2 separate regions of the Homo sapiens genome follow, and region 2 is linked to region 1. A link is an interaction called in ENCODE POLR2A ChIA-PET data of the cell type or tissue named here. Cell type or tissue: OCI-LY7. All regions are shown on one strand. Each heading gives the region's core, and the rest is flanking DNA. Links, peaks and the distances in the headings are about the cores only.

Region 1 (4,395 bases), core at 81-4,080:
GCACATTCTGGGGTTCATTCTGTTTCAGGCAGGGCCTGAGGGTGTGCCTTTCAGATAAGCTCCCAAGTATGCTACTGCTTTGCCTTGAGTAGCAAGGCTATGGGCAGTAATCCTGCACGGGCAGTGTGGCTGGCCAGAGGCTTATTGCCTCTCATGCAAAGCCACTTAACTCCTGGCCTTCCCTCTTTGGTGGGTGCTTTTTAAGCCTTAGGGCTTCTTTAAAGTCCAACATTTTTGTTCATAGGCTTTCTATACATTTATTGGAAGCACTGTTTAATATGCTTCTCACCTCTTTGCCCAGCCAAATAATACCCAATGTGAGAAGAGTTGCTCCTCCTTTGTTATTATTTCAACAATGTGATTAAACAATTTGGGAATGCTTTGAATACTGACCTCCGCTCCCAAGGACAAAACCCAAACTCAATCACTATTAAACAAAACAAGCTTGTTGAACAAGGAAATAGAAGTTTTCAACAATTTGACAGTGGTATTTCAGGTGCAGAGGTTACTGTTTGTATTATTAGTGTAAGGTGCCTTCTTTTTAGTTCACCTGGGCGAATCCTGGCTGCAAGTTTAATAATCGGTAATCTTGAAACCAGCATTAAACCCAGGGCATAATTTAGTGGTTGGGAGCACTGGGTTGAGACCTCAACAACAGTGATAATTCGTTTAAGCTGTGTGACTCTAGGCACGTTGCTTATGTTCTCTGGGCCTCTGTTTCTTCAGCTGAGAGATAATCACAGTCTCAACCTTGGTCTGGGTTGCTGTGGGGATTAAAGGAGGTAATAAATGTCAACTGCTGTAAACAGTCCTAGAGTAAGTGCAGGTGATAGTGGCTACTCCCGCTAATAACCAGCCTTGATAACCAGCTGAGGGCGCAGGGCTCAGGAGCCTCAGGATCAGCTGCCCATCTCGCTGCGCAGCCTCAGTTGTCCCAGCCTCCTTTTGCTCCTTTTCCTCCCTCCTGGAGCTGGTGGTAGAGAATGGACATAATTTGCTGATCCCCCCCCCCCCCCCGCCCACCCACTGTAACTTGGTTAGTTAAACCTGCACTTTTTGGTAAAATCTGGAGAGGTGATAATTTATTCACTTTTTTTAGAGGACTCTAAAGCCAGAGGATTCTAAGCCTCCAGGCCACCTCTCCCAGTCCGTCCAAGTTGCAGACACCAGAGAGCAGCCAGCTCATGGTTACAGTCCTTCTCTGAAGCAGCCAGACAATCATCGGAAGGCCCTTCACAGACTCCCATATCTAGATGAGTGATGCTTTACTTTTGACCTTTGTAGCATGGCCTTTCCCCCTCTAACCCTTTAATCATCTCTTTAAAAAAATCAATCAACAAATATTTATTGAACGTTTCCTTGTAGGCTTTAAAATCCACCCATAGGCTGCTCTGTGACTCTTAAGGATTTCTGCCCTGCATCCAGAGAGAATGCAGTAGCTCTGGCCAATTTACTTAGTATCTGCTTTCTTAGATTATGAGCATTTTCTGTTTTTCCTGGGAGTCCATGGGTGTGTCCAGTGCTGGCAGGGGGCACCATCAGGTTGCAAGGTTGAGGTGGTGCATCTTATCTGCTTGGTGAGGTGCAGGGAGGGGTGGAGCAGCTGTTTCCAGCATGTGTTTCGCTCTCTTTATTGGCCCTTTCAGCTGACTGCTTTTTACAACCAGTTATGATGGAACATTTAAGACTTGTTTTGGGGTCACCACAACCAAGTTTTCTCTTCTCACTGATTGGCAGGAGGGGTGCCCACTGGGAGCCAGCACAAGTCTGGGATTTTTTGGTTGGACAGGGTTTCTTGCCTGCAGTTTCCAGCTGGTAAATGAGCCTGGGCTTGAGGAAGTTGTCAAAGGCCTTCCATCTTTTAAATCTTGGCCATGTAGCTGGTATTGTTGAAGAAAACGTGAAGAAGGATTTTAAGAAATGGCCATTGAAGATTGATGTTGGCCGGTCATCCTGCACACTGTCCCTCCTTTATGTAGCGTAATGCAGGATTTCTTATTCAGAGAGCAACTCCGCTGTGGGCCTACCCCAGGAGAAAAGGGTGCAGGGAGGGTGCTGGCTCTGGCTAATTCTGTCACTCCACTTTGGAGAGGGGAAAAGCCTCCTGAGCAGCTGAATGCCTTTGGTTGTTTCCAGTTTTCGCCACGCTAAATTTCATTCCCCATCCTCCTCCTCTTGCCCTACAACATAGCTTAGCTTAGAGTTAAAATTGGTTTCATTCTTTAGTGCTGTTTCTTTCTCTTCTTGTTTGCATTTGTGGATGAGTTTAGATTCAAACTAGAATGTGGTTCTGATGTGTGAGTAAAAGCACCTCATTTTCCCCTAACCACAGCCTCATCACTGGGTACTTGGCAGAAGCAGACACCATTGTTGACTGAAAATAAATGGAGTTCAAGGGGTCTTCAGGGTTCTTGGCCTTGATTCCTCCCCACCCCCATCTCTTTGGAGCACCCCTCCAATATCTAATTGTTAACATTCTGTGTGTGAGAGATGTATTATGTATTAACTGTTTAAATAAAGTCCTGTGAATTCCTTGGACAGTGTATTATGAATTTACAAGGGAGTTCACTATATCTTTAGGTATTTGTGTTATATGCATTATCTTACCCATTAATACATTATTCTGAACTTTTGTAAGGAAATAGTTTTCTACTATTCATCTGTGGTTTTGGTTACAGTTTTTAAAATGCAGAGACAAATTTCAGTTCCATTTCTGGTGGCCCACTTGTGGGACCAAATCTATCTTTCTAAACGTCAGATTTTTAGAAGCTCTACCAGCAATCCTCGAGGCTTACAGTTTTCCCGGGTTTCTGTTGGCAAGTAACTTCAGCTTTTCGTACTTTGAGATCACAAGTGGCAGACGCTCTTAAGTGCGTCACAGTTAGGTTGTTAAGATTTGAGGGGGACAATCTCCTTTGGTGTCGAGTTCATCATCCACAGCAGTAGGAACAACAAAAACTCAAGAATTCCTTCCCCCTGCAGTGAGCCAGCCAGCCTCTTTTCTCATTAACAACATAGTCATATTTCTTTTTTTTTTTTTTTTTTTTTTTGAGACGGAGTTTTGCTCTTGTTGCCCAGGGTGGAGTGCAATGGCACAATCTCAGCTCACTGCAACCTCTGCCTCCTGGGTTCAAGCGATTCTCCTGCCTCAGCCTCCCGAGTAGCTGGGATTACAAACGCCTGCCACACGCCCAGCTAATTTTTGTATTTTTAGTTAGTAGAGACAGGGTCTCACCATGTTGGCCAGGATGGTCTTGAACTCCTGACCTCAGGTGATCCGCCCGCCTCGGCCTCCCAAAGTACTGGGATTACAGGCGTGAGTCACCGTGCCTGGCCCAACACAGTCACATTTCATAAGGATCATACTGTTTATTTAGTCCACATTCTGGGGAAAGGGGAAAAATACCATCTTCCTTAAACTTAATTTTTAGGTACTTAAAAATTTTTTTTGACTTTTGTTAAAACCTAGGAGTAAAACACAAGGGGCAAGTGGAGTGAAGGAAAATGGAAGGTGGGGAAATAGGCAGCTTATTTTTTTTCCTGACCTTACCCATTGTACTTTGAAGTTAATATATATATTTTATATTAATTACATTATTATATATAATCAATTATATTAATGTATATTATATATATATTTTTAACATTAAAAAATTTAGACTGGGCGTGGTGGCTCATGCCTGTAATCCCAGCACTTTGGGAGGCCGAGGTAGGCGGATCACAAGGTTAGGAGTTTGAAACCAACCTGGCCAACACAGTGAAACCTGTCTCTACTAAAGGTACACAAAAAATGAGCTGGGCGTGGTGGCAGGCGCCTGTAGTCCCAGCTACTCAGGAGGCTGAGGCGGGAGAATCGCCTGAACCCCGGAGGTGGAGGTTGCAGTGAGCCGAGACAGTTCCACTGCACTCCAGTCTGGGCTACAGAGTGAGACTGTGTCTCAAAGAAGAAGAAAACATTTTTTCCTGTTGCCCAGACTGGAGTGCAGTGGCGCTCACTGCAGCCTCTGCACCCCCGGATTCAGGTGATTCTCCTGCCTCAGCCTCCCTAGGAGCTGGGATCACAGGCATACGGCACCATTTTCGGCTAAGTTTTGTATTTTTAGTAGAGATGGGGTTTTGCCATGTTGCCCAGGCTGGTCTCAGACGACATCAGGTGATCTTCCTGCCTGTGACTCCCAAAGTTCTGGGATTACAGGCGTGATCCCAGTTTTGTTTTGTTTTTAGTACATTGCAATTAATGTTTACATTCAAACTTTAAAATTCCTTGGATCTTTGTTTTCGGGATGGGGTTGTGGTTCTTCTCCCCCACCAGAAAATGTGATTTAGCTGCCTCATTTTTGGTATTTTTCTTCTCTGATGACTTACCTCTATTGAAAACTTTGTAGTCTGTGGGGA
Region 2 (4,395 bases), core at 94-4,093, 1.1 Mb before region 1:
TTTTATACTGCATACCCTTCTGAGCAGTGTAAGGAAATCTAGCACCATCCTGCTCTGTCTGGCTTGAGACCTGAATCCTCCCTGTGTCCAGTATTTTCACACTGTACACTTATGCATGTATAGGAAAAAACAGTATATATAGTGATATGGTCTGGCTCTGTGTCCCCACCCAAATCTCACCTTAAATTGTCATCTGAATCATAGTCCCCATGTGTTGGGGGAGGGACCTCATGGGAGGCAATTATATCATGGGGGGCAGTCCCCCCAAGCTGTTCTCTTAATAGTGAGTGAGTTTTCATGTGATCTGATGGTTTTATAAGGGGCTTTTCCCTTCTTTGCTTGACACTTTTTCCTCCTGCCATCATGTGAAGGCGACATGTTTGCTTCCCCTTCTGCCATGATTGTAAGTTTCCTGAGGCCTCTCCAGCCATGCTGAACCATGAGTCAATTAAACCTCTTTCCTTTATAAATTACCCAGTCTCAGGTATGTCTTTATTAGCAGCGTGAGAACAGACTAATACATATGGAGTTCAGTACTGTCTACGGTTTCAGGTACCCACTGGGGGTCTTGGAATCTAACCAGGAGGATAAGGGGGATCACTGTATTTGTCTTTCTGGGACTGACTTATTTCGCTGAGCATAATGTCCTTCCAATTCATCCAAGTCATAGCCTGTGTCAAAATGTCCTTCCCCTTTAAAATAGCGTATTCCTATTTATTGTGTTGTAGTGTGTTTCCCAGTTCACAAAGGCATTCATACTTTTCTTTCTTCCACACTCCTTTTCTCTGCATTGCAGCCGGGAGTGGTTATTGCCCCTGGGCTACAGCTAAGGAAACAAGCCTCAAGGCTGCAAGACCACACAGAGAGCCGGGGACCAGAACATGCCTCGGGTCACTGGGTCCAGCACACTTTCCCTGAAGCTCAGCTGCATGTGCAAAGCCCTCGCTGAACTTGGGAGCAGTTCACAGGGCACAGGCAAGGGGAAGACATCCTGGGGTCAGAAGACCCCCCAGGCAGAGAGAACAGATCCAGCAGCAAGTCAGCAAAAGGACACAAGTGGAGGGAAGGCTAGGTGGCAGAGCCCAGCTCTGGTCCCAGTCCAGGTAGTTGGCCCTGCTCACCCTGGCCACTCACTGTGTCTCTAGACACAGGAAATGGGATTACCAGGCCAGTCTCAGGAGTTGGGTGAGGACACAGCGCTTCAAGGCTGACCAGCCCTGACAAGGCGAATCCTCCAGGTTGTTCATCAGTGATTAGAGCAGCTGTCCAGGAGGGACAGGTAATGAAGTAGGGATCTGAAATATGCAGTGGTGGCTGTAGGCACGCTGCCTGTGATTGCTGCCAGTGGGAGCCAGGAGCATTAATGAACTGAGTAAACTCCCTTCCCTTGGAAGATTTGTATTTGGGGCGTCTTGCTGGGGTGGTGGGGCTTACCTCTGAAGCTGGCATCTCACCTCTGTCAGCATTCTTGGCCAGTCCACCAGACAGTTCTGAAGAAGAAAAGACCTTGTGCTTTGGGGAGCTCACCACCCCTCCTGAGCTCTAGCTGCTTTCTGGTTGCCAATGGCCGTGGTAATGCTCCAGTTCCTGAAATAGCTAAATAAACCGCACCACTGACATTTAAATCAACGTTCTCTGGGACCTGGGCTTGGTCAGAGCAGGAAACAAGCAGGGGTTTGCTGCCTCTGGTTCCAACTGGGAAACTGCCTCCTATACTACTCAGCTCTATCCTCTCATTTGGGGACTCTTCTGGGACATTTGCTATTTGTCATGGCTGGGGCCTGGGATATCCTAGTTAATCACATATTCTGGTTAAAGGTGAGCAATTAGCTATTCACAGAGCACAATTTTTCAAAAGGCTTAGAATGCTAGAAAATATACTCAACAGTAAATTACAAGTGACATAATCCAATCTAACTTTTAAAACACTGAAGGCACTTTTATTTCTTTAGGAGCATCAGTGTGAACCCTAAGCACTCAAGAATTGAGAAAACATGCAAACACTAGTTAATAAAATGCTGGATAAACAGCTTCTAATGAATTTCCCATGTCTTGATTCTGTCATTTTTTTTTTTTTTTGAAAAGGCACTGGGCATGTTTGAAGATGATTAAGATTGTGTAAACTAATAGAGGAGAGTTGACTTTAGGGGCAACTTCAACCAAATCTGCATTCAACACACAATTCCCCTCTTTAAACTTTCTGACATTTTCTCCCTGCCTTTGCTTTGGCATCAGGGGCTCGCTCCATTCTATTTAGTAGTTTACTTTTGGAAAATCTTTCTTTATTCTCACCTTGGAAACCATAGGAAATAAGTCTCCTCTCCCTGTTTTCATAGAATCAGAACATTCATACATCTTTGTTTCCAGTTTCCTTTTAGCTGAACCTGTCAGTTCCTGCAAACTTCCTCAAATATTTGCAGACCCTCTTTTGAATATTCTCTTGTGTGTGGGGGTTCCAAAGAGAACTATGAAGGCACACATGGTAAATGTGATGCTGAATGCCATGAAACCATCATGTCCTTCCTTCTGGATTGTATGCTTCCATGATAGTGCCTGTGAGCTCTTTCTGGGATCATTCTCCCTGAGTTCAAATCCTGGCTCTGCTACTTACTACCTCTTAACCTTGAGCAAGCAACTAAACTCTTGAATGCTTGGTTTCCTCATCTACGAAAGAGGCTAATTATAGTATCAACCTCACAGCCTCACAAGATTATGGCAATTGACATCATACGTGTAAATGCTTAGCACACACTTGGAAGATAGTAAAGGCTCAATCAGTGTAGCTGCTTGTAGAACAGCTGGCATGAAATCACACAATGAAGCCTAAATGGCCGGGTTCACATCCAAGCACAGGTTCAAAATTTGACCCACCACCTATGAGATGAATTTGTAAGTGGCTTAAATGCTTTGTGCCCCAGTTTTCTTATCTGTAAGATGGAGATCTAGGGTTTGTATGAAGATTAAATGGAGCTGTTATATGTAAGATACTTGAAACAGAGCCTGGAAAGTAAAAAGGGCACATGAAAGCTATTATTATTATTATTATTATTATTATTATAGCTTGAAAATGCATCTTATTTTTAAAAGAAGTCACATCAAAAGGTTGACTCACATTGGAGCTATGGTCACCAACATACTGGTTCCCATGGCCCCTCTTCATCTGTGTGTGGAGAATTCTCATCCTTTTTTTTTTTTTTTTTTTTTTTGGTGGCTCAAACTACCACCTTAGCAGAATGTCTTGAACATGGTAAGTGCTTTTAGAATTCTTGGCCTTTGGAATCACGTCTATCTTTCCTCTGTACTATTTGAAATCTGCTTTCCTGGATTCTGGATAGTTTGATTGCATACTTTGTCTTTAGACTGTGCTTGAGAGCTGCTGCTCCTGAAACTGCTTGGATCCTTCCTGGTAGAACCAATTCCCCACGACATTGCACCCACCACTGTACGATGTATTTACATAACCTCACCCCCTGTTAAACTGTAAGCCCTCAAAGCAGGACTGTGCTAATTCATTTTTCTATATTTATTACATACAGGCCTCACCCCTCCATGACTATAAACTGGGGGCACATTTAGAGTAATACCGAACTTCTTCATGCTCTTGGCCTACTGCCAATTGGCAATAAATTATTCTTTTTCCAGAAGCGCTTAGCATAAAGGAAGGCCTAAAAATGTTTTGGAATAAATGCTGTGCTTAACCTAGCCGGGAATCCCCACCTGCAACAAAAGTGATAATGTTGGAGAAACTTGTCTCAACTGAAAAGTATTTCCAAAATGATTATTATCATGACTTTTAAATTAGCAAAGTTACTTTTCCAAGAGCATTTTCTTTTCTATATCCCAGCTAGCATTTTCAAGAAATTTCAGAATTAAGTCAGCAAGAGAAAAGAGAGATAGCTATCTTTATTTTTTTCGATCTTATTCCAGGTTAGAGACTCAATTGTTTCTTAAAATAAAATACAAACTTATCTTTTGTTTTCAGCAAAGGGACACTTACATGAGATACGTAGATTAAAAGATTTTCATTGCTCCTATATGTTGCGTTTAGGCCAATTTTGTTACTGAGGGAAAGTATTGAACTAGTTCTTCCTGTTGCCATACCCGGCTCTAATTTCCAACTGCAGCTTCTTCATATAATTATTTTAACCTGATTTTTTTTTTACCTGAAATTGAAATATTAAGCAAAGATACCACAAACAAAGTCAAAAGCAAACAACTAGGAAGAATATCTGCAGCATATATTATGGACAAAATATTAGTATCGAGTTAGTAAGGTAAAGACAAATACACCAATATAGAAATGGGCAAAGAATATGAATAGGCAATTCACAGAAGAAATGCAAATATTCAGTCCATAATTAAAAGTTGCTCTATTTCGTTAGTAATCAAAGAAGT

Evidence for each region. Peaks named below come from ENCODE experiments on the same cell type or tissue, not always from the same donor. Only the 100,000 strongest peaks of a DNase experiment are listed, where the experiment ranks them.
Region 2: POLR2A ChIA-PET joins it to region 1 with 11 read pairs; 2 of 35 experiments call an interaction of 5 or more read pairs at or near these places.

Annotation. Positions count from the first base shown.
Region 1 is chr6:15,303,302-15,307,696 of GRCh38, forward strand. All of the region lies in intron 1 of JARID2 (jumonji and AT-rich interaction domain containing 2), which reads left to right. Among named protein-coding and RNA genes, the nearest start is that of JARID2-AS1, 57 kb to the left of the region's middle. In OCI-LY7, for the core only: no CTCF peak of the experiment used is centred there; no DNase peak of the experiment used is centred there; H3K4me3 peaks cover 286 bases.
Region 2 is chr6:14,234,979-14,239,373 of GRCh38, forward strand. No RefSeq gene overlaps it. Among named protein-coding and RNA genes, the nearest start is that of LINC01108, 48 kb to the right of the region's middle. RefSeq lists enhancers at 491-991, 992-1,492. In OCI-LY7, for the core only: no CTCF peak of the experiment used is centred there; no DNase peak of the experiment used is centred there; H3K27ac peaks cover 510 bases.